2 separate regions of the Homo sapiens genome follow, and region 2 is linked to region 1. The links are chromatin loops, found by intact Hi-C in ENCODE. Cell type or tissue: gastrocnemius medialis. All regions are shown on one strand. Each heading gives the region's core, and the rest is flanking DNA. Links, peaks and the distances in the headings are about the cores only. Region 1 overlaps CASZ1 (castor zinc finger 1). Region 2 overlaps CASZ1 (castor zinc finger 1).

Region 1 (15,136 bases), core at 4,302-12,301:
GACGACATCGGCATTTTTTATTGCTAAAGACGTCCAGATTGATCCAGCCCTTGGCTGAACTATGGTGGGGGAAAGGGGGTCCACATGGCCCCTGAGGGTCCTGAGGTCCTTCTGTCCCCTCCTGAGAAGGCTTGGCTCTCCCACCACTGACTTCCTCATGGCTGAAGGCCTTCAGGACCTAGATGTGTCCGGGGCCGCGGGGATGTTAACCTACGATCAGGGAGGCATGGTGGGTCCATGATGCCAGCAGCCCTTCGAGGCCTGCGCCCCTGGCCTTGGACTATGTCAGAGAGGCCCTCGGCTGAAGCTGCCCACGCTGCCCCAGAGGAAGGGACCCTCACTTCACCAGCCACGAGCCCCGGCCAGAGACGAGGCCCATGGCCCCAGCTGTATGCCGTGTGCACTATGAAGTTGAGGGAGCTGTTCCCAGCTCCTGAAGATGAGCATGGAGTCAGCCCAGGGACCAGCTCAGAGGGGATCTCAGCGTCCTCATCTGCTTCCCTTTTTTGGTGAAGTGGGGGGAAGACTGCTTTTCTTCTGAAGTTCTGAGATTATAAGTGAAACTTCCAAGTTCAAAGAAGAGACTGAGATGGTATCACCAGATGACTCCTCCAGGAAACAGTCAGAACTCTGCCACCCTGGGCCTCCCCTCTGAGTGGCCAGAGTCCAGGCCTGAGTCCCACTGGGAGTGCTCTACTCCAGCTACAGGAGGAAGCAGCTGACCTCAGGGTCCCTTCTAGCTTCTAGGAAAAGTTTCCAGAGCCTGTCCCTGGAGTGCTGGGAGAAGTCAGTCTCCCTAAGGCCCAGGAGAGAAGCCACAAGAGGCTCTGCCACCTGCCTCCTACCAGGGCTGGGAGGCCCTCGCTCCAGTCAGGACACCCTAGAGAAGGGCTTTGGAGTACTGTCCCCACGACAGACTTGGAGGGACTGGTTGGTGGATGGCAGGAGGATGGACGCTGGCTCCAGCTGGCACCCAGGTTAGGAGGAGGCCGACCAGAGGGCCTGCCTTCCAGCTCTGCAATGCCTGGGTCCTGTGTGCTGGCCCACAAGCAGAGGCTCTCCTGCCCCAGGTAAGGGGTGGTGCATTGCCACCAGGCCCATCTCTGAGGTCTGCTTCTTGGCTGGGATGGGTGGGGGCCCCATTTCCGAAGAAAGGGGGTGGGGCCTGAGAGGGAGGTGATGAGACACCGACTGGAGGTGGGGGCAGGCAGGTTCTCTGTGGGAGTGGAGGGCAGGGAGGGGCAGGGTGGCAGCCTTGGCCTTAGACACCTTTACCACTTTGCCCAGCAGGGGGTGTCACACCCTTCCCGGGCGCAGAGGTCCCCAGGCCCTCCACGTCAGACCAGCCAAGATCACACCTGGTGTCACACAGTCCTCAAACTCTGCAAATGACACCTCCCCCCAACAAACACAGGCCCTTCTTCACCGGCCACCGTGCCACCCATCCTCATCCCCTCAGGGCTGCCTCCGGTCTCTCTGCCCACTGACCTTTAGAAGGTCAGATATCAGCTCATGGGTCCCAAGGGCCGATGCTGTGAACTTGGGCCTATTATAAACAACAACGCTAACAGCCACCAGTATCACCTATCCCATCAATGAACCAGGAGAGTTCAGAGATCAGTCTCAATGAATGATCGGGCTGCTTGTTTCTTTTAAAACATTTAAGAAGACAGCTGCTTTTGTCAACCTAGCACGTGAGGGTCCTGGTCAAAATTTGGTTTCAATAGCCAGGGCCCATGGGAAGCCCGCAAGAGCTGAAGGCAAAAACACTGGAAAGAATTAGATTAAACCCAAGAAAACACCAAAATATCAGGATAAACTGCCCCAGGTGAGCACCAGGCCTCCTGGAGCCCCCGGCCTTGTCCCACAGGAGGCCCCCAAACCCAGATGCCTACGTTGAGTAGTCTGTCTGGTCCATCACCACCCCTAGGGTGGGGGCTAAAGAGGCAGGTGGGAGACAGTCCGGGGCCCCTCACTTTGAACTGATAACAGCCACCTCATCCCACAGATTCTCAGGTGAAAAATACTCATTAGCCATAATAAGCAGCTTGATCATCCGACACAGCCTTGTCCCAAATAAATTAAATTCCTTTACCTTGAGACAGTCGCCCCGAAACCAGACTAACCACCTTTCCCAACAGGACGCTGCTTTCAAAAACTAAACCACCCCCCACTAAAAAAATAAAAACACACACCCCAGAGCCAGACACACAAAGATCTTTGCAGAGAACAAAAAAAAAAAAAAAAAAAAAAAAAAGGCACACACACAGAAAAAAAACACGAAGCCATACAAAAAACACGGAGAACAAAAACCCCACAAAAACCCCCTAAATCCTCTCTCTGGGTGCCCCCCAGCTCCTGCTCCTCTCGGTTCTTTCATAATGACAAGCATCACATTAGTCACAGCCTCTAAGCAAGTGGCAAATAACAACAACAACAGCCTCAGAAGTCGCCGATCCCGAGGCCGGGACGCCGGGAGGCAGCCGCCCGACCCTCCCGGCCCCCACCCGGCCCCGCCGCCACCTCATTGGGCTAAAAATAAGAACTTCCGTAAAAGAAGCGAAAGAAAAGTGAAAGAGCCGCCCCTGCGTTCCCACCGGCCGGTACCTGTTCCAAGATCCATTCTCTTCTCCTTGGTCCCAAACTCTTCGCAGAACGCCACCAGGGGAAGACCGGGAGAGAAGAAACACGGGGTTAGCGTCTCGCGGGACCCCGGCCGCCCGCCCTGCTTGTCCCCCGCCCCGCAGGAGCGGCCCGTCCCGGGCGGGCGCCGAGGCCGCGGCGGAGAAACTTTCTCCTCCGCGCCGCCCGCTTCTCACGCTCGGCCCCGCACGCGCCCGCGGGTCCGCGCCGCCTGAGTTTCTCCAACTAAGGCAGCAACTCTCGGCCGGCGCGGCCCCGGCTTGGGGGCCCTGGCCGGGGGATCCGCGAGGCCCAGGGGCGCCCCCGTCCCGCCGACCGCGCCCCGCGCCCGGGTCGCCGCCCGAGACCGCGGCCCCCGGGCCTCCCCCGCCCGCGCCCGGTACTCACCATAGTCGGAGAGTCGAAAGCCGAATTCACTTAAATAATCAACTTTCATAATACTTAATTAATGCCTAATTGCAACTGATTACTCCCCGAATAACAAGTTGTTTTAAAGCCCTGATGTCATTGCTCCTGCCGGTAACACTCAGGGTAACAGTTTGGCAGGAGGGAGCGGGCGGGCGGGCGCGGCCGGGGGCGCTGCCAGGCGCCGCGGTGATTGGCAGGGCGGCCGCGGCGCCGCCTCCTCGGCCCGGCCCGCGCCGGCCCCGGCAGGTGAAAGAGCAGAGCGCGGCCCCGCCGCCGCCGCCGCCGCCGCCGCCGCCGCCGCCGCCCGGTGCGCCCGCCCGCCGCCCGCCGCCCGGTGCCGGAGTGAATGGGCTCGCGCTCGCTCGCGCCCCCGCCGCGCGCCCCCGCCGCGCGCGCCCGCGCCGCACTGGCAGGGCGGCCGGCTCCATTGGCTCTGCGATTCCCCAAACCTCTGGCTCCGGGAGGAGGAGGCGGGGACTTGCGCTCAGGGCTGGCGGGAGGGGACCCGGCGCGGGGCGGGGAACGCGGCCCGAGTAAGGCGCCCGCGGGCACGCGCCCACTCTTGCCGGCCGCCGGCGGCCGCGCGCGCGCTCGCATGCTGCCAGCGGCCGCTCGGGCCCCGCGAGCGCGACCGACGGCCGCCGCGCGCGCCTGCCCCACGACCCGCGCGGCCGCGCTAACTTTTCCGCGAGGGCGGGCGCAGGTGTGAGGCGCCGCGGGGCCGCGCCCGCCAGGCCGCGCGCTTCCCTGCTCCCCTGCCCGCTGCCTGCGGGCTCGGGGCTCCTGGGGTAGCACAGGGATTTCGTGTTCCCCTCACAGCACTGGCGGCTTCTGGAGCTGGAGGAACAGGAGCGCGGGGCGAGGCGGGGCAGGGCGCAGTCAGGCCCGCGCGCCCCCGCACCCCGCGCGTCCCCGGCCCTGGGCCCCAGGAGCGCCGGCCTGGGACACGCAGTGGGGTTTCCTCGGCGTTGCTTTGGTTTTGCCCTTAAAACGGGTCCAAGTGTCCTCCCAGAGCCTCCCCGGTCTTCCGGTCTTTCTGCCCACTCCTCCCTCAAAGTTGGGCCATCCGCCCCGCAGCCAGACGAATGGAGATCGGCGCCCCACTTTCCCCACAGCCCCCGACCCATGATCCCGGCCATCACTTGCGCTTCCTCCCTGCCTTGCCCCTCTGGCCGCTGCCCTAGGAAGGGCGCTCAGTAGAGCACAGGCACCCTCAACCAGGGAGTCTGAGGCCCATCCCGGCTCCTCCTCCCCTCCCCGCCACCCCCCCCCCCCCCGCCCCACGCCGTCTCCAGGCCTGTCCCCTTCAACGTGGAACCTCATTTCCTGCCAGCCCATGGCCAGCCAGGCGCTTTGTGCTGCCCGTGCTCCTCTTTCTTTTCTGCCAGAGAAGGCAGTTTGAGGGTTCTCCCCTCCATGAACCGTGCACCATGGGACATCCCCAGATGTCCCTGCTGCAGCCATATATTTTGAGAGTCCTTATATGTTGGTGACTTAAGTGACGCATCCGGCCCAGAGGGCCTCAAGGAAAGAGACGGTGGGGTGAGCAGGGCCTTGGGCAGCCTTGCTAAGGAAGGACCTGGTTCTCCGTCCCTTCTTCACCTACCCTGCTGCCCTCCTCGCCTCTCCCAGCGCTCCTCTTTCAGGAGGGGCCACACTGCCTTCAGATGAGGGGAGGGGAGCAGGGCCCAGGCTTCCCTGGTCTTTGGACAGCATCCAGCAACATGGCGCTGGCCTATTTTTGCAATATTTCTATTTTGCAAAGGGAGGGGCCAGGGAGGCCTTGGGGCAAAGACATCAGGGAGTTAACAATCTACTCTTTCTCCTACTTTCCCCTCATTTTTCTCCTTTTTTCCTGCTTGCTCTATAGTTCTAAATGGCCTCTCAGGGAGTTGGGCATCCCTCCCCTACTCCACTGCCCTTCCCACTGCCTTCCTGGCAGTCCCCACTCCTGGCCGTCACACAGCCTCATTGGCTCTGTGATTCCCCAACCCATCCCTACATAGGAACAGCAGCTGGAGAGGCCTAGAAACCTTACTGAGCTGCCCCTGGCCCCAAAACCCTGAATAAGGGAACAGAACTACCCCAAGTCTAAGCCTGGGAGTATGACTGCCCGTACCGGGCACCCAGCACAGAGGACTGTGTGCCTCTGCTCCCGACATGGGATCTCAGAGAGGGCATCTGTGTCCAGGACCGCTGTGGGGTATACACATGCCTCTGGGTGCTGCTCCCAATGACTCCCCAAAGCAAGGCATCGTAACAAAAGGCTTGCAGCTCTGGCTGGTGACAGCAGGTGATCAATCCCCACCCCAATTCTGAGCCTCTGCTCTCCTATCTGGGCAACTGTGTGTAGGAGGAAGCCTGGAGGCAAGGGATAGAAGAGGTGATTTCTGGGTGCATTTGAAGATGTCTGCAAAGATGGGGAGCTGCTTGCATACGTGACCCACACAGCCACTGGCTGGCTCTGAATGTCTTCCTGGGCTTCAGCTGATAGTGGTCAGAGCCTGACCCATGAGGAAGGTGTGGAGGGGAAAAGGAAAGCATCTTCCCTCCAGCTGCCCAGGCAGGACCACCTGGATTGGCCACCCAGTAACTCGGGGGGTCTCAGGCAGACAAAGGCTACAGAGGAATGGCGGAAGGGACAGGACTCGAGAGAGCTTGGGGGATGGCAGCCAGCAATGGAGGGAGGTGTGGGGATGCCTGGAAAGCCTCCACTCTGTCAAGTCCCTGGCCAGGTAGCCACAGGCTGAGTGGGCCCTGCCCAAGAGGAAAAGGCCTTCAGTGGAGGAGCAGCGGTCAGAGAAGCAAGAAACAGGCCAACTCGGAGCGCAAGGATTTATGAAGGTCAGAGAAGGCGGCGGAGGCTTCGAGGTTGTGGGGTATGAGTCAGAGGCTGTGTCATGGAGGGGCCCCCAGATTATGCGCCCCCCCCTTCTCTCTCTTTCTCTCTGAGTGTATCTGCTCATACCAAGAGGAGAGGCATCTTTTGAGGCTATGGCCCATCTTTGCCTTGAGGACACCTGAGACCCCAAAGCCAGGCCACAGTGAGGACCTTCATGCCCGGGACTCAAGGGATGGAAGTCCAATGCCATAATCTCTTCTGATCTTGAGTCCCTGGGCCCAGAGCCTCTAGCTCCTCCTGAGACAACCCACTCACAAGAGAAAAAGAAGTGGAAGGCAACCCAGCGGTTCCCCCCAACCCAGGCTCCCCACATCAGCACCAAGGAAAGCCATCTGCCCTTCCTGTCACACTGCTATCGCTGGTTCCTGTTACCCCCCCCGCACCCCCAAGTTGCCCACCTACACTCTCTCCCTCCCGAGCCTGGGGCCTTCTCACTCACCAGCCTGTTTACACACCAGGTATCTCATGCTTTATCTGCTCTCATTTTGAATTTGTAACTTTCACATAAACTTGAACAAAGCTCCTTTTGTTATTGCACCCCACCCCAGGATCCCAATAAACTGGTTCCATCTGAGGCGACTGGGCCAGGGCACAGAAGCCTTGGCCAAAGGACTGCGTGTGCCTGCGAACAAGCATGTTCGCACCTGCGAGGGAGTCCGTGTGTTTGCGTGTGAGCCCGCTCCGGGGCCGATGGAGGGAGGGTGTCGGGAAAGCTGTGAGCCAGCGAAGTGGACGGGAAGCATGGGGGCCGAGGGAGGGCAGAGCCAAGGCACCACGGCATGGCCACGGGCACGGGAGGTCGTGGGCCACAGACAGGTGGGTGTTGGGGCAGGGGGTCAACAGGATGAGAAGGAAACAAAGGGGAGAAAGGAGCCACAGAGTGGGTGGCGGAGCGAGGGCCGCGCCGAGTGTAAGGCAGACGCAGGGATTGCATTATGGCAGGAGAGGGGCTGGCACAGCCGCACGCTCGGCCCCGTAATCCTGTTAGCCAGCAATCTCCATTCCGAAAGAGCTTCATTTCTTTGTGAATATTTGTAAACTAGATATCTAATGGAAAATTATAGGAAAATTATAGTGAAATTCATGACGGAGAAATCCGATTATCCCTAATTCAATTATGCCATCTTAGCCCACACAGCACATTTCCCATTTTTTTCCCATAAATACCGATGCCAGGGGTCCCGGTAATCAAATAAAATTGAAAATCATCTTCCCATTAAATTCAATTAGCCGCAATTTCTAAAGCCTATCAGAGATTTTAATTACTAAATTATAAAATTCTCCAATGCTAAATTGAAACCAAAAAAATTGCACATCCTTATATTTCAGAGAAAAAGAAAGGCCAGCAAAATCCTTGAAAAATGCCCTCTTCTCTGTGGCCGGCTCCGAAGCAGGCTCCCCACCTGGAAGAGGCCCACCATCACTGCCTACTTGTCCAGCTGGGGATGAAGCCAAGGGGCCAAGGAGGGTCCCTGGCAGGGGAGGGCTGAGGGGGACTGGCTTAACAGAGGGGCAAGCCGCACCTCCAACCCCAGCGAGCTCCTCCAAACTGGCCTTCCTCTCGTGGGCTCTCCTGGCTCCTGAGAAGTCCTCAGCTCTGTCTCATACCAGGAAGCCTCTAACTCCCAGTGTCACCTTCTTGGCCCATGAATTGGGCTCAGGCTTAGGTCACAGCTTGGCCTCAGGGCTCTGTGTGGCTCCAGCACAGCGGACCGGACCGGAGGCAGCCAGCTCTTACCCAAGCACTGGCTCTCCAGCCACTCAGCTCCCCCACCGCTCCCCCACCCATGGCCTGGCCTGGGTTGGGGGTGGGAGCAAGATGGAGCCTGGGGTTGGGGGTGGACAGGTATCACACATGGCTCCATGGCCCAGAGGCTGCTTGCTCCAGGGCGTTCTCAGGGGCCCATGAGGCCTGGCAGGGTACCAGCCTTCGGGGAGAAGAGCTGGGGATCGACATGGCCCAAATCTGGCCTCTCCCTGCACTTCCAGCTCATCCTCCGTTCTCCTTCCCCTCTCCTGGGAAGTCAACGGCCCTGAACTGGCCAGGAGGAACGCCCTTGTGCCCTGGGAGAGGATCACACTTTCCCCCCATTTCCTTTTAGGGAAGTGCTGGCCACAACCCCAAACAGTAGCCCCTCCTCTTCCCCCAACCCCCACATCCCACTTACCCTGCTCTAAAAGGTGCTCTCAGAGTCAGTAGAGCCTGGGGATGTGGCATCGGTGGGGGCATAAAGTGACCCAAGGTCTGAAAGCCAAGGTAGGTTGTTGGGTGGGCAGCTGGCAGCCCTGGCAGATCCAGGACAGTCGGCAGAAGTCTTGCTGGCAGCCCAGCACCCAGGGAGCCGGGAGCAGGTTTAATTTGCCAGGCAGCCAGGAGTGCCAGCAGGGGAGGCACCCGCAAACAAAACAAAAACAAAAAAGTTAATTATCTTTGGCTTTTTCTTAATAAATATCCAAACTGGCCCGGCCGGATCCTCCACTTTGGAGGGAGAGAGAAGGAGGAAAAAACCCCAAACCAAAATCCAACAGACTGATTCTCTTGTGTCTCCCTTCCCCTTTGTCTCACCCTTGTAGGTTTCTCTTATCAGAAGCAGCGACGGTTTCACATTAATTTCCCAGTTTTTGTGAGTTCAAGAGTGTGGCCACAAAAACTTTAAAAAAAAGTTTTGGGGTGGAAACGTGGAGTGTGAGAGAAGAGAGAGGTAGGTGGGAAGAAAAAGGTGAGAAGAAACAGAAGAGAAGCAGAGACAGAGAGAGAGAAAGAGAGACAGGCAGAGAGAGAGAGAGAAACAGAGACAGAGAAAGAGAGAGAGAGACAGAGAGAGAGAGAAAGAGAGACAGAGAGAGAAAGAGAGATAGAGACACACACACACACACACACACACACACACACACACAGAGTATGAAGCAGGGACCTGGGCTAGTTGGGTTGCCCTGTGGGCCTGGCCCAGCCTGTGGCCCCAGCCCGGGCGGGGACCTGTTCTGGAATGTTGGGTTGGCATTTTGTCTCAGTTACAATGATCAGCTGCAGAAGATATGGGATTTCTCATTTTAAGCTCTGAAACCACTTAGGTTTCTCTGGCTACTTCAGTTACCCTGTTGCTGCTGGTTCCTGCTCCAAGCCTCCCTTCTAGGAGCAGGGCTGGGGAGAAGCCAAGGGAGGGGTCCCAGGAGGGGAGGCCCGCTGTCCTTATGGGAGGTGTGAGGTTTTCTATGTGGAGCTGCCAGCGTACTTGGGGAGAAGACACGTGTGCTGCTGCCTGAGTCTAGGTGTTTGGATGGTGTATGTACACGCCTGAGCCTGAACTGTCAGACACACATGATAGGCACATGTGTGTCAGGGGTGGGGTGGGGGTTAGCCAGGACATCAAGCAATCCCTCATGGAGCACCAGCTCTGGAGTCTCAGTACCTGGGTTCACACCGCAGCTCCATCTTCTACAGGCTCTGCTCCCTGAACCCAGGCACTGACCCTCTACCTTCCCAGCATCTTCAGGAAATCATCGTTAGTGGAACCCTAGGTCTGCTGATAGTGGGGGACAGAGAGGGACTGCTAATGAGTACAGGGTTTCTTCCTGGGGGAATGAAAATGTTCTAAAATTAGATAGTGGTGATGATGGTACAACCTTGTGAATATCCTAAAAACCACTGAATTGTACATTTTAAAAAGGTGAATTTTATGGTATATGAATGATATCTCAATAAAGCGGTTATTAAAAAGTGGGGGAAAGACGGGGGATCATATTAGCACTTCCTGAATAGAGTTGTTGTCACACAGCACTCAGCCCGCACACAGTCAGTGCTCAATAAGGATTAGCTGTTAATATGGATCAGTCCAAGGCCTGGGCTGGTGTCCATGGGTGTATACCATTGGTGCTTACAAATATCTACTTGGGCCCCTGATGCCAGGGCCAGCAGGTTGTCAAGGAGCTGAGCTGCCCCAGGTGTCTGGTGGGGCTCCTGGGCAGCTGCTCCCTGGCAGGGAAGCGGGTACGTGGCCCTCCTCCTGCCTCCTGCCCGGGTCCCTGGAGAGGAGGCTGCCCACCGTGGCAGCCGGGTTCCCGTGCGCACTCTCCCTGTCTCGCAGACACTCATATTCTCCATGTGCAGCAGACCGTGAATTCACCTTCATACTAGTTACAGGGTTATTTAGCTTCTCCTGATGCTGACAATCACAAACTTTAATTCGCTGCCTGGCTTCTCCCTGCTGTGCCCTCTGCCCACCCCCAAAATCCTTGGGAGAGGATGGGAAGGACTTAGGTCCAGCCCCCTCTCGCCAAAGCTCGCCCTTCAGAGTGATGGAGTGATGGGAGGAGGGGGGGCGCGGTCAGAAGAAGGAGATAACGGGCAAAGGGCTGGAGGGAGAACAGTGCGGGAGAGAGGAAGTACCACCAGGGCTAAGGGGAGCTTCTGTCCTGCTCCTCCAGCCTGACACTAATGTATTCAACCTGACATCCCATCTTGTCGTGAATGAAGACTCGGCCGATCAGGCTGCTGGTTTGAGGGCTGGCAGCCTTGGCCGGGACGGACTGGGGCCAGGGCTCAGGCCTGGGGCTGAGCCCCTAGGACCAGGCAGCTGACGGGGGGCTGGCTTTCCTGCCTCCTGCTGAACTAACAGGTGCTCGTCCAGGAGCCGACCTGAGGGAGCCCATTCCTGCCAGCCTGACAAGCCAGGCCTCAGTTTCTCCACCTCCCCCGGCCCATCCCCCGTTGGGCTGAGCCATCCTGCCTACTGAGGCTTCTCTTGGGCTTCCGGCCCCGCTGCCTGGGCGGCGTCTGTCTTCCTTTGCGGACAGCAGGTGGATCCACTCAGAGCTACTGCCAAACATTAGATGGGAAATAGAGACTCCGAGACGTCCCCTACCAAGCACTCGAATCACACAATCCTGAGATGAGTGTGGGTACAGGTCCCAACCTAGGTGACACATGTCCGCTTCCTTGCCTGCTGGGAGGAGCTGCTGCTGCCTTGCTCCCCGCAGGCCAGCCCTGGCGGGGTCTTCATCACCCTCTTGCCTTGGCTTCAGCAGATCCCCTGCTTTCTGTCTTCCCTATGCACCTGCACCCTTTCAAGGAGCGCGCCCAGCTTCCAGAAGGTCCACAGAGGCCTCCCACTGGCTCAGAGGCCAGTGAAGGTCAGAGATCTCAGACCCCTCCTCTCATCCACCACCTGCCTCCTGAAGTGGCCACCATCATCGTTCCCCAAAGCCTCCTGGGCTAGTGAAGGAGGAAAGATTTGCTCTGAGAAGCATCTGGGTGGAACAGGGAACTCACCCACAAAATCCAAGCCAGCCCCATCAGTCACTTGTTAGAGAGTCCCAAGGGCAGAAGGCCAAGCCAAGAGGAATCACGAAGACCAGAGGCCTGGCAATGACCCGGGCCAGGGAGCTTGGAGAGGGAGACGCGGGGCTGGAGGCAGTGCTGGGAGGAGAGGGAGGCCAAGAACCCCATCGGTGGGTCCAGGTTTGTGTCTGCCTCCTCCCAGCCCCATTCCACTGCCCCACCCCTGCCAGCGGGGGAAGTGGCCACGGTGGCCTGGGCAAGAGAGATGTCAATGGGGCCGATGGGAGAAGGGGCTTGTTGACTGCAAACTGTCCATTATGGGTTAGATTATAAGCATATTGCACAGGGCTCTCTGCACGATGCCGGGGAAATCCAATACGCTGAAAGGTTAATGCAATCAATTAGGGTGACAAGGAAGTAAAGTAAAGCCTTCCGAGTAGATGAAAAGGAGAGAGAGGGAGAGGCAGAGAGAGAGAGAGAGAGAGAGAGCGCCATGGAGTTGTGGGGGTGCTATGGGTGGTGGGAAGGCAAGGAGGAAGAGGAAATAGAGGGATGCAGAGAGGAGGCCTGGAGGGGAAAGAGAGATGGACAAAAGGCCAGGAGCCCTCAAAAAGAGGACAGCAAGAGAGACGGCAGCAGACCTAGCACGAGAGGAGGCCCAGCAGACTCTGCAGCAGACCTCTGGCCGCGGCCGCAGCTCCCGTCTCCTTGCCCACTCCCTTCCAGCCTTTCCTCTCGGGCTTGGAGCCTGATTCCCACCTTGGCCCACAGCAGTAGAACCGGGCCAGGGCGGCCTTGGTCCCTGGTCCTAGACAGAGCCAGCACCCACTGTGTAACCTCCAGGGCCTTCTCAGCCAGACTGCAGCCTGGTTCCCACCCACCACCTATAGGCCCAGTCTCAGACCTGGACTACCCCCTCAGCCTGCTTGCCCCTCAGCAGCTCCCGATAACTCAACCTTCACAGCTTCTCCCAGGCACCCCAGCTCCTCCTTGCCACAAGCCTGGGAAGCAGACAGCAGTTTACAAATAGAGAAACTGGCGCTCAGAGGTTATGCTGCTTCCCAGGGCCCTGACACAGAAATAGAAGACCCAGGGCTGCCAGTCCACGACCTGTGGGGCTTTTTTTTTCAAGGTGCTCCCTGGAATCAGGAGCCCACCCTTCTCCATAGGGTCAGACTCCGAGGCCCCCTAAAGTGCAGGAGCTAAAACCTCTCGAGCGGGGGCCGGAAAACTTTTTCCCTAAAGGGCCAGAGAGAAAATCATTAACCTTTTAGGCTTTGTGAGCCAAACAGTCTCCGTTGTAGCCATTCAACTCTCTCTGCAAGTATAGAGTGAAAGCAGCCATAGCTAATACCTGAATAAATAGGCATGGCTGTGTTCCAATAAAACTTTATTTATAAAAGCAGACTGTGGGTCAAAGGGCTCTGCCAAGCCCTGCTCCAGAGAATGGAAGCACTTGGGGCTGAATTTCAGGACACGGAATGGCTGGCTTCACCCTGCTGCCTGGGGACGGAGTTATCTACCCTGTCAGGACCTCATGGGCGGAGGTTTCTAGAGGAAGCAAGGTTCTCGTGATCAGAGGGTAGAGCAAAGGAAGGGACAGAGAACAAGGCACGGCGTGGGAAGCCAATATCCAGGAACTGGTCCCAGCTTGGGGCATCCTGAGGAGCCTTCCACGGCACTCAGATCCTCATGGACCATGTGAAGGCATGGAGGCTCGCAGCTCTGAAGATTCTAGAATTCTCAACTCCATGAGACAGGGGTGAGGCCATGGTTAAGAGGAGGACGGGAGTGGCCAGAAGGGAGCAAGAAGGGGCACCAGGGAGAGAAAGGCCGAGAGGACCCGGGATGGAGCTGTAACCAGGGTGGTGCTGGCGGCAAAGGGAGGAATCCACCGGCCCCAGCGAGAGTGCAGGGCGCGGGCCGGGCCTGCCCTACACCGGGCCGCCTCTGATCACGTTTTCAGGGCCACTGCCCGCCAGCGCAGACAATGCTGGGGGAGCCTTTGAAGTCCGAAAGGGATGCCGCGGTGGGAGCCGGGGAATCTCCTCCCTTCTCCGTCCTCCTGGGGGGAAGGGGGCCGGTAGGACAAAACCCAGAGCCGGTCGGTCGCAGCCGGGGCCCGAAACGCGAGAGACAAAGGGAAAACAAACAGGTTTGGAGCCAGGCGCACGGTGCCGTGTCTGTCCCCCGCCCCGCCAAGCGGGGATGATGGATGGCTGCAGCCAGCCAGCTCGCCCGCCGGGCAGGCCCCGCTATTTACATAACACTGGCGTTCCACCGGTCACCTCTGACACAGCACTGCCTGGGGCCCGAGGCCCGGTGGCCCCGCGGTTTCTCGCGCCACCACCCCGGGGACTGACACAGCCCGTGAAGGCTGGGCCAGGCTGGGGCAGCCCCGTATGCTTGGACTTCAGGGGAGCCCCGTGCCTGAGGAAAGGCAGGACATGGCAGCCTGTCCTGGCCTCGGCCGTGGCCTTCTCCCTGCCAGCCTCTTAGGGAGGATGGAGGAAGCCACTAGGGGTGGCACAGCCTCCGAGGAGCGAAGGCAGGACTGGGGTTCTGGGGCCTTCGAGTCCATGCGGTTCTTGAGGCAGAGCTTGGGCAGCACGTCCAGGCACAGCCGGCCACCGCCACGGAGGCAATAGCACTGTGAGAGCGGGCACCGCAGGCTGGGTAACCTGAGCCCAGCCACCACAGGTGCCCCACTGCCCCACACTGCCCTGAGCACGTTCCTTCCCCAAAGTCTGCAATCCATATGTCCCCAGACCATTTCCAGCCTAAAAGCCAAACCGAGGGGATCCTACTGGCGGGAGGGCATCTTTTCCCATCAGGGCGGAATGGGTGGGGTGGCTGCAGTTCCCCATCTCCACCTTCTCATCTCCCCCTGGGTGCTCAGCAGGACTGAAGCCAGCCCAGGGTGACACGTGCATTAGGTGAGTGGTCACCAGTCGGGGAGAGGACGCGAGGCTCAGGGAGGGGCTCAGGCCTTACCTCGTAGCAGGTCCTAGAACCTCCTCGGATGTAGCTGGGGGTGTCACTTCATCCTGGAGAGGCAGAGAGAGGAGCCCTGTTAGCTTTTCCAAGCCCATGACTCCCCAGTGCACGCCCTCCATCCCTCCTGAGTACCCAGGCGCTCCCTGCCCCACATGGGCTGAGGGGCTGATGCTCCAGGGCCAGCCAAGAGGGCCAGAAACTCAGGCATGCCGGGTGGGCTCTGATTTGGCTCATTCAGGCATATGCCAGCCACAGTTTGCAAAAACGTCAGAAAGTGGTAGGAACTGACTGCAGGGGCAATGTGGTCCTCAGGACCTCCCTAGCCAGGCGGAGAAGAGTCAGCCGTGCCGTGCACACTGCTCCGTGGAGGAGGCCGGGAGTGGGGGTGCTGGTGAAGTGGCCTGCACGCTCCCGTGGAGCTGCAGCGGCCTAGCAGGGATGCCTGGGGACAATGACAGAATACAGCAGCAACTGCTCCTTTACTCTCTTCCCCGGGGCCCCTGAACATAAAAATGACAAATGCCAAACTGTTCGCTCTAGCAAGTTGGTGACAGAGGGGCAAGGGCGGGCCAGGGGCCAAGGCATCAGGAAGCCTCCATGCCCCAGGATCAGGCTGCCGACAGCACCTTCCACCCCGGGGTCCTACCCATGAGTCATCACAGCCCATGTCCAGAGACCGTGCAGGGAGAGGGACGATGGTCAGACAACGTGGAGGCTTTAACCAACACGCGGCCTGGCCCAGCGTGCCAGGCTGGGGCCCTCCTGCCCAGATAATGAGTTTGGGGAGCCAGGTTCAAAGGGGCAGCCTGTGTGTACGTGGAGAGAAAACACAGGGAGTCCCCCCGCCAGCCTGCTGGCCAGGCCCCCCAACCCTTGCTCAAGCCAGGCCCTGCCCCTGCAGGCCTCAG
Region 2 (15,136 bases), core at 3,430-11,429, 66 kb after region 1:
GTGGGTTTGTTTCACGCTGCCTCGCCTACCAGACTCCATGAGAACAGGGGCGGTCTTGTCCACTCTGTTTGCTGGTGAGTGACTGACAGACGCCAGACCCTCTTCTCTCTCTCTCTTTTTTTTTTTTTTTTTTTTTGAGACAGAGTCTTGCTCTGTCGCCCAGACTGGAGTGCAGTGGCGCGATCTTGGCTCACTGCAACCTCCGCCTCCCGGGTTCAAGTGATTCTCCTGCCTTAGCCTCCCAAGTAGCTGGGATTACAGGCATGCACCACTATACACGGCTAATTTTTGTATTTTTAGTAGAGATGGGGTTTTGCCATGTTGGCCAGGCTGGTCTTAAACTCCTGACCTCAAGTGATCTGTCTGCCTCAGCCTCCCAAAGTGCTGGGATTACAGGCTTGAGCCACCGCACCTGGCCCCAGACCCTCTGTACTGCTGGATAAATTCAACCAGCTCTTCTGCAGAGGAGCCAGAGGTGGGGGGAATCTGAGCCAGACAGGGTCAGGCCTGCAGACCAGACCTACGCACAGGCTTGCCCCCTGGTCCACATTGGTGAGGCAGGACAGCTCTGAGACCATGGGTCACCCCTGCCACAGAGGACCCCCGCCTGCAGTCCAGCCTGGTCACTGGAAAGGGCTAAGTGAGGAGGGACTTGGCCATGATATTCTCACTCGGAGCCCGTGGAGTTCCCAAGCTTCATTATCAAGTCCAAGACAGCCGATGCTAGGATACAGGTGTCCCATCGGACCTGTGGATCCCATACCCCACACCAGGTACAAATCCCCGCTTGCATGACCCCTGGGAGTCAACAGCGAATGGAAACTTCAGAAAGGGAAAAACGAATAGGCGTGTTTTGCCCAGGCAAAGAAGAAAACAAAAAACCCGTCACTGAGAACAGAGCAGGCAAACATTACCCTCTCAGAGGGGAGGGGGCTCTGCAGGCACTCACAGCCTCTTCATGGGCAGGGCACAGGGCAGGGCTGGGCAAGACCACCCTGAGGCTTGCATATATTTGAGCCTGCATCCCAGGATTCATGATCATCAGAGGAAGCAGAGTCTGTTAAGAATAGCCCGGGAAGGTGGCAGAGGTGCAGGTGCTAACGCCAAGCCCAGAAGACTTCAGCGCCACGAAACTCCCCCCACGGCCTTTTCCAGGTGACAGTCTAAACAGCCCCGGTGCTATCCAGGGGACAACGGCAGCACATCCTAAGTACGACAGACCAACTTCAGGAGCATGATCACCTTCTGCACACCAGGAAGAAGAGTCGCAGCCACACAGTTGCCCCACCACAGCGACCAAAGGCCACATTTGCATCTGATTTGCAAATCTCTGGGCTGTATCCAGAGCTAGTTCCCTGAGGAGGCATGGCCTGGATTCAGGCAGGTCTGCAGCTTCAGGGACCTACCAAACCCCAGTGCGCACCAAGGCTCCCGTCTCTGCAAGCGCTTCCTCCCTGCAAGTTCGAAGTCCAGGGCTGCTGAGCCCAGCCCCAGAGGGAGGGGCAGGACACACCTGCCCAGAGTGACCATGGGGAGGAAGAGCGCAGGCAGGTGAGCCAGGGACACCGGCTCCAGGCTGGCACACATAGGAAGAGCAGCCCCCGGCCCTGCCCTCCCCAGACATCCTCTAGGCCCTCAGCCTCTGCTTCCACCCCTAGACCTTGCCCGTGAACTTCGCAAACACCCAATCCCTCTGGACTGGTTTCCTTGGGATCTCAAGAAAGTACTGAATAATGACCAGCATGCAATGAGTCACCCAATGTGTGTCAACCCCTCACCCCAAGAACTGCCACGTTTGATACCTGCAGGTAAATATCTGACAGTACCAGCTCCACAGACTACCCCTCCCTGGCATGAGTGACCTGCCTTACGCAAAGGGCTATTTCCAAGCCTGGGTCAAAAGGCACCTACAGCTTCTCCTCTATGAAGGGTCCTATTTGGGCCGGAGGACCACTGAAGAGAGCCTGATAAATCATCCCCAGGCCAGCTCCTACCACATATGAGCTTACAGCAGAGCAGCCTCTGGAGATGGAGAAAGGCTGGAACTACTGTCCAGCCCTTCTAAGACGAAGTTCCAACCTAATGCTTAGATCTGGGAGTGGCATCTGATGGAGAATGGTCCTTGGCCACAAAGCCTGGGCTGCATTGTTCAATGTCATACCATAGAAACACTGGGAAGATCCTTAAAAGGCCAGTTATGCTAACCTCTTCATTTCACGGGTGGGGAAACCGAGATCCAGAGAGTAAGTAGTGAGTCGGTGACAAGGCCAAGGCCCAAATGCAGGTGCCCTGCTCCCAGGCCAGAGCTTTCTTCTCCATCCAACACTTTTTTCATTTTCACTGATGGTGCTTAAGCTACCACCCTCAGGATCAGAACCCACTGGGAAAGGTGAGTCTAGGCCCTACATCGTCCGTACCCTAAAGAGCAACCCCCAAACTGGCCACCCCACACTTCCTAGTGGCATCTTGGGAACCGGAAGCATCTACCTTTGCATCCCAAGAGGCCAGGGTCCGAAGTCCATTCCAACACGTGCTGCTGGGGAGTTGCAGGAGCCCCTTGTAAAGGAGGGGTCGATGGCCGTGGCAGCTGGGAGGGCAGGTGGGATGGAGGAGTCTTTGCCTTCAGTCAGCAAGGTCTGTTTGCCTGCCAAAATGAGACAGGAAAACAGAAAAGATGAGGCTACAACCGACACCCACAAACCCACCCCACACTGGAGGACAAGGGAGGCTAAGGTTCCCACACCTTGTGTGATAACCAGCCAGCCAGGTAAGAGATTCTCGTTCCTGCCAGCCAATCAGCAGATGGCATTGCCACGGCGCATACCATGCCTGACTCTGCAACCAACGCACCCTTCGCACAATTATTAGCCAATGGCTACGCAGTTGTTGTACCTAATAAAAGAAGCAAACAGGTAGAAACAATACTAGGCCAATCAGGTGCCTCCCCAGGTAACACAGAAGGATCACACCCAAGGCTGGGCACCCAGGGTGAAAGGTCAGGCCTGAAAATGGATCAAGCCAATACTGGAAACAGATCAAACCCATGCAACCAAACCAACCCTGGGCTCCCCAACGCCTGCTCCCTCCAGACTTTCCCTGCGCCAGCTCCCAGCTGCTCCCCTGACCCCTGGGTGGCCTTCTGGGAGCCTCTATAAAAGGAATCAACAGGTGTCTCTGCAGCGACCCAGGATAGTGAATTTAATTTCTTCTGGCTTTCCTTCCCCACTTCCATTCTGGTACTGTGGGACTCAATTTCATAAAAAGAAAAGAGGGTGTGGGCCCTTGCCCTGAAAGGGGGCTGCTGAGATTCAGTTGCGATAGGTGTTGGGACAAAAAAAAAAGTAGCCAAAGAAAGTTGGTGCCCTGCTACCGGCAACCTTTGTGTCAATTTAAACAAATATTGTGGTGTTTCCATGGTGATTCCTGTTTTGAATATCCACTACACTCACTTTTTAAAGGGCTTTTCCTGTTTGCGTTTCAACTTCAAACCTGTAAATATTTTCAGCATTTTTAGAAAAAAGGAGCTCATGCGCGTGCAAACACAAACACACAACCCGATCTCGGCGTACGACCTCCCAGCCCTGGAAGCCCGGCCTCGTGGATGTGAGAATGGGGTGCTGAGAACCCAGAGGGGGTGCTCGGTCCGCTCTCCTGCCCACCCTGCCTGCGGAGCTGGCATCAGGAAGATTGCCACTGAAATCCCGGCCCTTTCCTTCCCCCTTTGCGGGAAGATTGCAGCAGCCACAGCAGCTCTGCGTTCCTGAAGCGTGTGAGCGGGCTGGGCCCTGCCTCCTTAGTGTGGCATGGTGTGGGCAGCTGCCCTGCAGGTTCTCCAACTTGGCCCGGCCCTCAGAGTCCCCGGAGGCCTTGCAGGAGTGCACGAACCCCTCCCCTCCTGCCTCCCAAGGTTGGACCTGAGTGCGAGGGGGAGTTGGCTCTTTGAAGGTGAGAGCTTCAGCATCAGCTCTGCCCTACCTCGGCTGGGGCAATGCCACCGAGACCAGCTCCCTGGGGGAGGCCATCAGGGGTGGACAGCATCCACTGTCCAAGGCTTGGATCAGCCCAGCTCCCATCCCACCCCTCGGCGCCACACAGGGTTAACAGCGGGTTTCCTGGTTTCCATGGATTCCTGCCAGGCCCCTAATGTGAGTTTCGTGTGATTTGGGGGAAGTGGATTTCCTTTGTTTTCCAGTTTGGGAATATTTTTTTCTTTAAAAAAGAGGAAAAAACACTTTAATGGAAACTTCAGGGCCACTGGGAGACTCACTCCTCTGGGCTCTGAAACTCCCCTGCCTGTTAGTCCAGAATCCCCCAAAGCCCTGGGCAGCCCGTCCACCCACAAAACTCCCCTGGGCTAGAAGAAGGCATGCCTTGGACCACCTACACTCCTACTCCAAGAATCTCCATCTGCTGGGGGTCTCCACTCCAATATCCCATCAGAACGAACCCACCTAAAAGCCAGCATCTTACACAGGAGGCTGACATGCCCCTCTTCCAGCTTTGTAAAACAGACATGTACATTCCCCAGAAAAAAGGTTAAGGGAAACACATCTACCTCCCCAACTCCAGGCAAGGCGCTGGCAAGACCAGGGGCTGACCACAGGCCAACGGTGAACACTCTCGGTGTTTCATGTCCTTGGCTCAGAGGAGGTTCCAGCTATGGAAGGAAAGGGGGCTCCAGGCCCTGGTGGGACGCTCGTTGGGCTTCTTCCAGCGGAAAGTGGGGCCTGCCCAGGGCAGAGGATGCTTTTCAGCTTTGGCAGCAAGAACAACTGAATAAAGGGTGTGGCCAGGCCTCCTCCTCCTTTTCCCCCACGGTCTTCCCCATTCCTGCCATCCTCCAAGCCTGCCAGGGCGTGGCCTTGCTCCAGGATTGTCCCCAACCAAGTGGCCTGACCCACTTACCAAACCAGGGCACAGGCCGCGGGGCCTTCCATAAACTGAGGCTTTCCCACAGCCCAGGCCCCGGGGGCCATGGATCCCGGTCAGAAAGTGCAGAGCGCAGAGGCCGGGTCTCTGTGACCAGCGGCTCCATGGTGAAGAAGTGAGAAGCTGAGTGAGCGTGCTTACAGAAATCACAACGGGCTGAGAACCAGGAGACGTGGGTCCGAGTCCCACTTCTGTCCCCGAAACCTCCATGGGCCCTTAGACAAGCCTGCTAATCTCCCTAGGTTCCGTCCCCTCACCAGCCAGACGGAGACGATGCCTAAGACTTCCCTCCTACCTTGCAGGCTGCGCGGAGGATGGACAAGAGGCGTGAAAGGGTGTTAACAAGCACTCTAGAAATGCCCAGAATCACCACCACCCTCTTCTTCCAAGCCTCTTCAAGGTAGCCTTCTGAAATCTACCCCGGGTGGCCCCACACACCCCTGACTCTGCTCCTCCTATATCCTCCACCACAGCATTTACATCCATACTGGACTAAAGTAATTTGTTCACAAGTCTGTCTCCACCATTGGACTTTTAACTCCTCAAGGGCAGAGAGCGGGTCCTAATGATCTGCGCGTCTCCAGCATCTAGCACAACAGCTGGGCCACCGTGGGCAGCGAAGGTGTCGGTGGAACTGAACTAGTCCCTGACTTCAGGTCAGAGTCAGATGAGCTCCGTGCAGCTTGGCCCCTCTTCTCCAACAGAACGCTCCATTCGCTGTTTTCTGTTTTCTTTTTTGAGATGGAGTCTTGCTCTGTCACCCAGGCTGGAGTGCAGTGGCGCAATCTCGGTTCACTGTAATCTCTGCCTCCCGAGTTCAAGCGATTCTCCTGCCTCAGCCTCCCGAGTAGCTGGGACTATAGGCAAGTGCCACCACGCCTGGCTAATTTTTGTATTTTTAGTAGAGACGATGTTTTACCAGATTAGCCAGACTGGTCTCGAACTCCTGACCTCAGGTGATCGGCCTGCCTTGGCCTTCCAAAGTGCTGGGATTACAGGTGTGAACCACCGCACCCAGCCCTGTTGGCTCTTTTTTGTGCCCATTCTGTTTAGCTCTTCCCAAGCCTCAATCTGTGCCTTGGTCTCTCCTTCTCCTCCATTAGCCCTGTGAATTAACAGCTCTCAGGTTTAAGGGAGCCCCTTAGTTACTTGATCCCCTCCAACCAATTCCAATAAGAATTGGACCATGTGCCTACTATGTGCCAGGCGGCAGGCTGGGCATAAGGGCACACTGATAAGTGGCCTCTGCCCCCTGCCAATAGGCCAAAGTGAGAACTCTTGGTATGAACCAGTCAGATGCCTTCTATCTGCCAAGCACCGTGCCAAGTGCCCTACGCACATGATCTAGCCAAATCTTTACAACACAAAGGCAGAAATGGTTATGGTCCCCATGGATAGATTAGGGAGGGCGGGCATGGAGACACGAAGTGACTTGCCAAGGATCATACCATGTACAGGTGCCAAAGCCAGGCCTGGGCTGACAGGCTCCAAGGCCCAACTCACTTAAAAGGTCATCCTGCTCCCCTCCCTGTGATCTCTGCAGCCACCCACAACTGATGCTGTTGTCCCTCCAGAATCTCAGTTCTCCTGGCCTCAAAACAGTTCTGGACCAAGTCCCCCAGAGCCACCAGGCAGTGCTCACACGTCACAATGAAAGGCTCAGGTGCTTCTGGCCGGGCTGAAAAGGGGGGAAAGCGAGGCCCATGGTAATACCCGGCGAGCAGGATGAACCCCTGAACACATCTTCCAAATGGGGTCTGGACTGTGGTCATGCCCATTGCAACCTGTCATCTGACAGGATGGGGACAAGGAAGCCACCTCCATGCTAAGTCAGGAGGTCCTGTTGGGACAGGACAACTTCCATTTCTTCTCTCCAGATAAGGGGAAAGCAAAAGGGCTTTATCTTTGGGGGCGTGGGGCAGGGATTTCTGCTGCCTCCCCTACATCGGAACCTCCCCCCACAATGAACATCAGCCACGGAGACGCGGGATTGGGAAGCAGGGCCAGAGAACCCCTTGATTTTCACCTGGGGGAATGTGGGTACGGGGAGGCGCCTATCATCTCCCTGCAGGAGGGAAGACACTGGGAAGTGGTAGGGAAAGATTTCTATCCGAGAGGGTACGTGGTGGAAGATAAGCCCGGGGTGGGGAGAGGACAGAGCGCTAATGAGCAGATTTCATAAACCACCCGAGTGAAAACAAAAACACAGACGTGCACATTGCCCAACTCCAGGGCTGTATGGAAAAGGAAAAAAAAAAAACAATAAAAAAATCCACATCTTAATACAAAAATCCTCCATGATGTGTTGTGGCACGAAAGTGTTTTTCGCTGCATTTTTCATCTGTGATCTCACACGGCCCACGACGGGTACGCCCAACGCAGCAGGTATTCGACGGTACACAAACAGGGCAGACACATACACAATGAGCCAAAACAAGGGCGGCCAACATGCAGATCGGTCCAGGCTGGCATCTCACGGCTTCAGGTGACCTCTGGCAACGGCCTCATTGGACCTGAACCTGGGACCCTTTAGATTTCTGAGGGAGAGAGAGATGGGGCAAGAACGCAGCTCAAGTGCAGAGGGCTCTGAATTCTCAGAACTCCCAGCCAGCTGCTTATGCGGCCTTTCCACACTTAAGGTACTGTCCACTGTCCTGCTGCCGGCAGGGGACAGGGAGGGGACCCGCACCCCAGAGGCCCTTCCTCCGTATCACTCACCCCACAGTTACTATCTGTCTCCTTTCTGTTCCACCCCTCCCCCACTTTAATTGTTGGATGAGTTTACAGAGCTGTGTGCCAAAAACAATCAATTCCAGGGAACAGAGTTATACAAAAAAGGGCGTGTCGCCAGAGGGAGACGGATATCCATGGAAACCACCACCTTTTCACAGCAGCCTAGGTGAAGCTTGGGTGAGGGGATGTGTGGGGGTTGGGGAGACATGCTCCACCCAGAACAGGGCCCCAGAAAATGCAGGGGCCACTGATGATCTATCTGCAGGAACCAAATACCGTGCGGAGGGTCAGAAAGTGGAGTCAGTCACAAAACACACGTTCAGCACGTGCACACACACACACACACACACACATATATGCCACTCCGCCAGATCACTGGGCAACATGCCACTGTGGTTAAGCACACAAACTCTGGAACCAGACTGCCCAGGTAGGAATCCAGGCTCTGCCACCCACAAGCTGTGTGGCTCTAGGCTAACGACTTTAACCTTTCTGTGCCTCAGTTTCTCCATCAGTAAAATGGGGATAAAGATAGTTCCTCTGCGAACCGTCATGAGGATTAAATGGCTTCTTACGTGTAACATGCTGAGGAAAGTACCCTCGACCAAGTAGGTCCCCTAGAGCCACCAGACAGGGCTCAGATGTCACAACCAAAGCCTCAGGTGCTTCTGGCCGGGCTGAAAGGTGGGGGAAGGTGAAGCCTGTGGTAACACCCGGGTAACGAGCAGGTACTTCACAGCCCCACAAAGCAGGTGCTGTCAAGCATTTGATAAATCAATCACAAAGCCTAAACAAAGAGAAAGAAAGGTTTCTAGACCCTGCCACAGTAGAAGAGGAAAACGATACTAGTTCATGTTTATTAAGCATTGTGGGCTCAGGATTTTAATATATTAATGCATATAACCATCGCAAATTAATATCTATAACCTGCAATGAAGTAGATGGTTCTCTCAACTGGCGAGTGGAGGGTTGAAGAACTGGGACCCACAGAGAGATGGGGCCCAGCCAAGGTCACACACTGGTACATGATTTAACCCCAACTGCCTGACACCTCCTCACAGCACTGCTTAGTAAGGTGGGTGGGGAGAAAGCGAGGGAGGGAAGGGCTTTCAGGAGCTTCTCTTTCTGGACTGGCCTTAGAGGCAGAGTGGTGGGACCTAGACTCGCTCTTCCCAAACTTCAGAAGGAAAACAGAAATCCTCTGCGCCCGTTGACTGCTGATGGAAGGAACGAGGAGTGGGGAAAAGATGGGGCCCGGTCGTCCGCATTCCTCATGAGTTCCTGATGGGAGGAACGAGGAGTGGGGAAAAGATGGGGCCCGGTCGTCCACATTCCTCATGAGTTCCTGCCCCAGTCCTGGCCCAGGAGATCAGCGATGTCCTCTGACCCTTCCCTCTACCCAGGCAGGCATCTCCAGAATCAGGAAGTCCCTGGAGGGCAGGCAGCAGAGCTGGGGCCCCATCTCCCAGCAATGGAGGCCCAAAGCCTGGGACGGGTCCTATTTCCAGGTCACAGCCCTGTAAACAACCTGATTTTCCGCCTTCCCAGATCCTAGGCAGATCCCTGGAGGGGACAGGGCGGGGGCGATGGGAGCACAGGCTTCCCCTATTGCAAAGCCAGGCCCAGGGAGGCCGGGAAGCAGAGAGCCGGAGGAGTCAGCAGCTGCCTGCCCCGAGAGGTTTGGTCCACACCTGCTCGGAGACCAGGCTTGGTGGCTCAGCCCTTTCTGCCATCGACCACCCAAAGTCATTCAGATATTTCCTCTCTCACTTGCTTTTTAAAAAAAATTTAATGTTCTCTATAATTCATCCATCGCAGAAGATAATCGATAGAGCCCGTAATGAAAATCTGAGCCATATTTTATGACCCACTGCAAGCAGAAAGGGCCACATCAGCAGGTCCGGTTGCAGCTCCCTGTCTGTCTTGCCCACTGCCCCGGGGATCACTTCCCTCGCTGGCCCTGTCCACAGCCCTCGGCCCATGAGGAGGGCCACGACCCTGGCATCACCCCAGTCCCCCAACGCCCACTCCAACCCTAGTCACAGGAGGGTCACCCACCATTGCAAGGTCTTCCTGGAGCAGACCCCAGACCTGGGACCCCAGACTCCACCCTGGAATCTCACAAGTGTCTTGACTGAGTCAGGGGCCTTCCGGGAGCTGGAAGACCCTCACAAGGAGCGGGAGGCCTGCACAGGATTCAGGGAGCCAGGCCAGCCTCTACCATGGTGCTTCCCATGAGGCAGGCCGCCCTGATCTCAGGAGGCTCCCCCAGGGGCCTCCGGGTTTTATCTTGGACCCTCTGCTCAGGGCAGGGTGGGTCATTATTGTTCGTTTGTTTGTTTGTTTGTTTGTTTGTTTTTGAGACAGAGTCTCACTCTGTCACCCAGGCTGGAGTGCAGTGGTGCAATCTCGGCTCACGGCAGCCTCCGCCTGCTGGTTTCAAATGATTCTCCTGCCTCAGCCTCCCAAGTAGCTGGGATTACAGGCACGCACCACCATGCCTGGCTAATTTTTGTATTTTTAGTAGAGATGGGGTTTCACCATGTTGGCCAGGCTGGTCTCAAACTCCTGACCTCAAGTTAGCTGCCGGGCTCAGCCTCCCAAAGTGCTGGAATTAGAGACATGAGCCACTGCACCTGGCCTATTGTTCATTTTTACTCCCTCAACCAAGGCCCTCCTCTCCCTGGACTCCAGCCTTCTGGGGTGAAGGGTGAGGAGGAGGCATCCTGGGGGACGGGCACCAGAGTGCTGGGGGGAGTGGCCCCTCCTGCCCAGCCAGAGCCCACTGTGGGGGAGGGGAAGCAGAGCCCTGGCATCACCACTGAGAGCCAATCAGCCGGCCGGGCTTGCTCCTCCCAGAATCCATCACTGCCTGGCACCAATCAGAGAGCACCACAGGGCAGGTGCCAGGAGGCAGAAACCGCTGGTGACCAATCAGAGCCCAGAGGATGCACCAACCTCCCAGGAATGACAACTCAAGCCAAGCTAGGCATGGTAGCTCATGCTTGTAATCCCAGCACTTTGAGAGGCAGAGGCGGGCAGATCACTTGAGGCCAGGAGTTCGAGACGAGCCTGTCCAACATGGTGAAACCCCGTCTCTACTAAAAATACAAAAATTAGCCGGGTGTGGTGGCGGCGTCTGTAATCCCAGCTACTCAGGAGACTGAGGCAGGAGAATCACTTGAACCTGGGAGGCGGAGGTTGCAGTGAGCAGAGATTGTGCCACTGCACTCCAGCCTGGGCAACAGAGCAAGCCTCCGTCTCAAAAAAGAAAAGAAAAGAAAACTCAAGCCAGTAAGAGAATGTGATTCAGCCACGCTATGGACCACTATGCAGCCCTTAAGAGACACTTAGAAAAGTGGGGGAAGGTTCGGCGAGAACACTCCAGTGGCTGTGTGCTGGAGGATGCTGTCCCACACAGCAGCCACTGGCCACATGCGGCTACTGAGCACTAGACGTGGACAATGTGACTGAGGAACTGAATTTCCAATTTTCTTTTACTTTAATGAATGAAAGTTTAAAGAAGCTAGAGGCTTGGATAGCACAGGTTTAGATAGATAACTCATCAGTGTAAAAAAGTTAAATGTCTATTATCCCAAGATAGTGGGAATAGTCATTATTAATGATAATAACAGAAACAGAAATAGTTAATTTTTTTTTGAGATGGAGTCTCACTCTGTTGCCTAGCTGGAGTGCAGTGGGGTGATCTCGGCTCACTGCAACCTCTGTTCCCCGGGTTCAAGCGATTCTCCTGCCTCTGCCTCCCGAATAGCTGGGATTACAGGTGCGCACCACCACACCCGGCTAATTTTTGTATTTTTAGTAGAGACAGGGTTTCGCCATGTTGGCCAGGCTGGTCTCAAACTCCTGACCTCAAGTGATCTGCCCACCTTGGCCTCCCAAAGTGCTGGGATTACAGGAGTGAGCCGCCACACCTGGCCAGAAGTAATATTTAAGGGTGCTATGTGCCAGGCTCAGTGCTAAGTATTTTATATATGGATCATTACACTAAATCAAGGACCAGCCTGCAAGATCTACGCTATCAGTATTTCTACTTGACAGATGGGGAAACTGAGGTTTGGAAACTGAGTAACTTATTCAAGGTGATACTGCTGGGTGGAAAACCAGGGATTATAACCAGGTATCTCTGTCTCCCTAACTCACAAAACACATTTTTAAATTCTTTTCTTTTCTCTCTCTTCTCTTTTTTCTTTTCTTTCTTTTTTTGAGACAGGGCCTGGCTCTGTCACTCAGGCTGGAGTGCAATGGCACGATCTCGGCTCACTGCAGCCTCCACCTCCTGGGCTCAAGCCATACTCCCACCTCAGCCTCTCAAGTAGCTGGGACTACAGATGTGTACCATCACGCCTGCCTAATTTCTGTATCTTTTGTTGAGACAGGGTTTTGCCATGTCACCCAGGAGTTTCTTGAACTCCTGAGCTCAAGTGGTCTGTCTGCTTCAGCCTCCCAAAGTGCTGGGAGTACAGGTGTGAGCTGTCGAACCTGGCCTAAATTATTTTCTTTATACTTTTTTGTATTTTTCAATGCACATGAGCATAACTTGTAATCAAGGAGAAAAAATAGATTTTTAAAAAGGCCCTAAAAGGAGGTAATTCCTTTTTTCCCAGGAGCAGAGTGTACGGAGGGGTTGCTGGGGTCCCAGCCAACTGGGCCCCTAGCTGCGGGGTGGTGAAAGGAGCCAGCAGTGCGGTCACAGGCCCCCTCTGTCCTGCATGCTCCCACTGCCCAGATGCCCTGCACCTAGGAGCCCCGAGCCCACAGAAGATGCTGGGCCTGCAATTTTCCAGCAGCTAGGCCACCAGTGGGACCCAGCTTCCTCCCAGCCCCACCCCATCAGTTCCTGACAGGTTTCTCTGCAGTTTTGCAATCATCACCTAGGTCTACATCTTAAAGAAGGCAGTAGGCCAGGGGGCCATCTGCAAAGTCAACCCATGCCTCTTTTACCTCGGATCACCCTTTCCCACTCCCTTCCAGAAGAGCCAGTGCTTTCAGGATAACGAGGAACACAGGGCCAGCAACCCAAGCCCCAGTCCCGCTGTCTGCCATGGCACGTGCAAGGAGAGACGTGCTTTTCCCAGGAGGGGCGGTCATTGCCCCCAAGCATCTCCTCCTGGGATTGCATCTAGGTTCAGAACAAGGGGGACAAAGACAATTCCCTTGAAAGGTCAGAGATGAAGGCAGAAGCCCCAGCAAGTACTGAGCCCAGCTAGAAATGGAGGCAGGGAAAGTTCCCAGTTGCGCCTGCTTTTTCTCCATAGCGCCAAGCTGGGGGTGCGGGACAGGGAGCAACCGCCCCACTTGGTCTGGCTTCTATGGCAGCTTGTTTTTCCCTTGAGAGGCACAGATTGTTCTGGTTTCAGGCAGGTTGGGGAGGTGGGGGCGGGGGTGGCGGCAGGATAAATGTCCTTACTTAGAAGTTTTTATTATTATTATTATTATGGATTTTTGGTTCCCCGCTGTCTGCAGTTCTGTGTCATTTCCAATCTACCTTCAGTTTCCCTTGGATTTATATATTTATTTTTTGGGGTTGGTTTCGGGTACTTCTAGTCTATCAAACAATCAGCCCTGTGAGGTACGCTGGGTGTTTCCAGAAATTACATCACAAAAAATCATGCAATTAAAGTGTAAGGGAAAAAAAAACATAGCTGTTGCTTAATTTTGTATTTTAATTAGCGACTTATTGTAAACGTAGACTTTTAAAATGGAGGCACCTAAGCAAAGCCAGTAAACAAGTTTTTCTAATGAATTAATTTCACCTCTTTCCTCCTCCTCCTCCTCCTCCTCCTCTTCCTCCTCCTCCTCACCAGCCCAACTGTCACCCTCCAGATTTTCTCTGTCCCCTTATTTTCTATTCCACTTCTTGATCTTTGCCAAACACATATGAGAAAAAGAACACCCCTGAAATAAAATTGGGGATGCTGGCACCCAGGACTCCCCCTGGAACCCGCTTCCAGCCTTGATGGTGAGGATGCTGACTGAGGACCCGGCATGAAGTTGGCTGCTGCAGCCCCTTGTCCCGTCCCAGCCCAGTTAGCTGCTGCCAAGCCCCTCTCGGCCGGCCCCCAGGGAACTCCCCACTCCTGTCTGTGCCCTGATCTCAGCAAAAGACAGAGACAAACCGGGAGCGGCACTGACTGCCAAGGCAACAGTGAGAGGGTGGAGCCACGTGACACCTGGGGGGAGCCTGCAGGAACAAGGTGAGGAGACCTGGAGAGAAAGGAAGGCTTGGGCTGTTGTGAAACCTAAGACACCTCTGGTTGCCTGGAGGAAGGAGGAGAAGGGGCATGGGTGGGAGAAAGAAGAGGCAGTCTGGAGCTAGGGAGAGAGAAGCCGAAATTAGAAGGGTCTGCCCAGGCCACATTGCAGCTGGGAGAAAGAACACATCCATCAGTCCCAGGCACCCCCAGAGGGCTAGACCCAGGCCGCCACCATTGGCCACATGCCCCCATTGGTCTAGAGTTCTGCTCCTTCCCCCATAGAAACTTCCCAGCTTCAGGAGAGGAAGCAGATTGGCCTCTTTCAGCCTTGTTTCTGCGGGGGAAGGCTGAGGATCAGGAGCAGGGTGTCCCTGCTCTCTGCCTAGTCCTGCCATCCTGGAAAGGGCAGACACATATCCAGATATTCTACCACATGGAAGACTCTGGGAAGCTGTCTCTGCCACACATGAAGAATGGATACCACTGGGTGTCTCCAAGTCCCTGTTCACTGGAGGAGCATGCAGGCCCTCCTGTGACCCCAGAAGCTCGGCCAGTTTAACGAGGGCAGGGTGTCCACCTGAGTGCCAGACAGGTGCATGGCTCCTCCCTAAAGCTGTCATCTCCTAAGCCAATGCAGAGACACCATAAAGGAACAGGTTTGCTTCACAGACTCTCTCCCAGGGCAGAACCCCACGCTGGCCACTTTTACTCTGAGCATGAAGAGCTGTATGGGTGGGCTCAGTAAGGGCTGCTCCTGGCCTGCTCCCTCCCACCTCCTCCCCCTCGCCTCTGACTTGAAGCCCAATCTGGGACCTCCGCCTGCCATGACAGCAGGTGGCCCCATGACCACATGGTGGAGGATGGGGGCTCCCGAAGGCTCTAGAACACCTGGTGGCAGAATCCTGGCCCCCACTCACTAAGATTCCCAAGGAAAGGAAGGAGGGGAGGAAGGAAGGACCACAGAGAGGAAGGGGCTGGGTGCCCGTGTCATCGAGCACCGGTGGGAACCCAGACCCAAGCCCACGACAGATCCTGCTGGGTACAGCTTCAATCAGAAAGGAAAGCTCTCATCAAACATAGGCTGGGCAGGGATGTGGGCACTGAGATTAGGGATTTGGAAAACCATCTGAGGAACCTGGCCCTGGGAAGACAGCAGCAGGATTTAATACCTTATCCCAGCTGTCTGGTAAACACCCTGAACCATCCCCACACTCCGTTAGGCAGCCTCGGATCTTCAGGTGTGCCGGCTACGGGCA

Evidence for each region. Peaks named below come from ENCODE experiments on the same cell type or tissue, not always from the same donor. Only the 100,000 strongest peaks of a DNase experiment are listed, where the experiment ranks them.
Region 2: a loop joins it to region 1, with 3 times the contacts of the local background. A loop is called at or near these places in 3 of 110 quality-filtered maps.

Annotation. Positions count from the first base shown.
Region 1 is chr1:10,691,267-10,706,402 of GRCh38, forward strand. CASZ1 (castor zinc finger 1) reads right to left here. Exons shown (of 21, transcript NM_001079843.3): 3 at 14,226-14,278; 4 at 2,608-2,646. The coding sequence starts at 2,623. Among named protein-coding and RNA genes, the nearest start is that of CASZ1, 98 kb to the right of the region's middle. RefSeq lists silencers at 2,773-2,862, 3,163-3,332, 3,443-3,642, 3,653-3,712 and enhancers at 10,157-10,657, 12,466-13,387, 13,388-14,310, 14,311-15,136. In gastrocnemius medialis, for the core only: no CTCF peak of the experiment used is centred there; no DNase peak of the experiment used is centred there; H3K27ac peaks cover 1,020 bases.
Region 2 is chr1:10,758,214-10,773,349 of GRCh38, forward strand. CASZ1 (castor zinc finger 1) reads right to left here. Exons shown (of 21, transcript NM_001079843.3): 2 at 2,488-2,644. Among named protein-coding and RNA genes, the nearest start is that of CASZ1, 31 kb to the right of the region's middle. RefSeq lists enhancers at 3,242-3,742, 3,743-4,243. In gastrocnemius medialis, for the core only: no CTCF peak of the experiment used is centred there; no DNase peak of the experiment used is centred there; H3K4me3 peaks cover 557 bases; H3K27ac peaks cover 5,901 bases.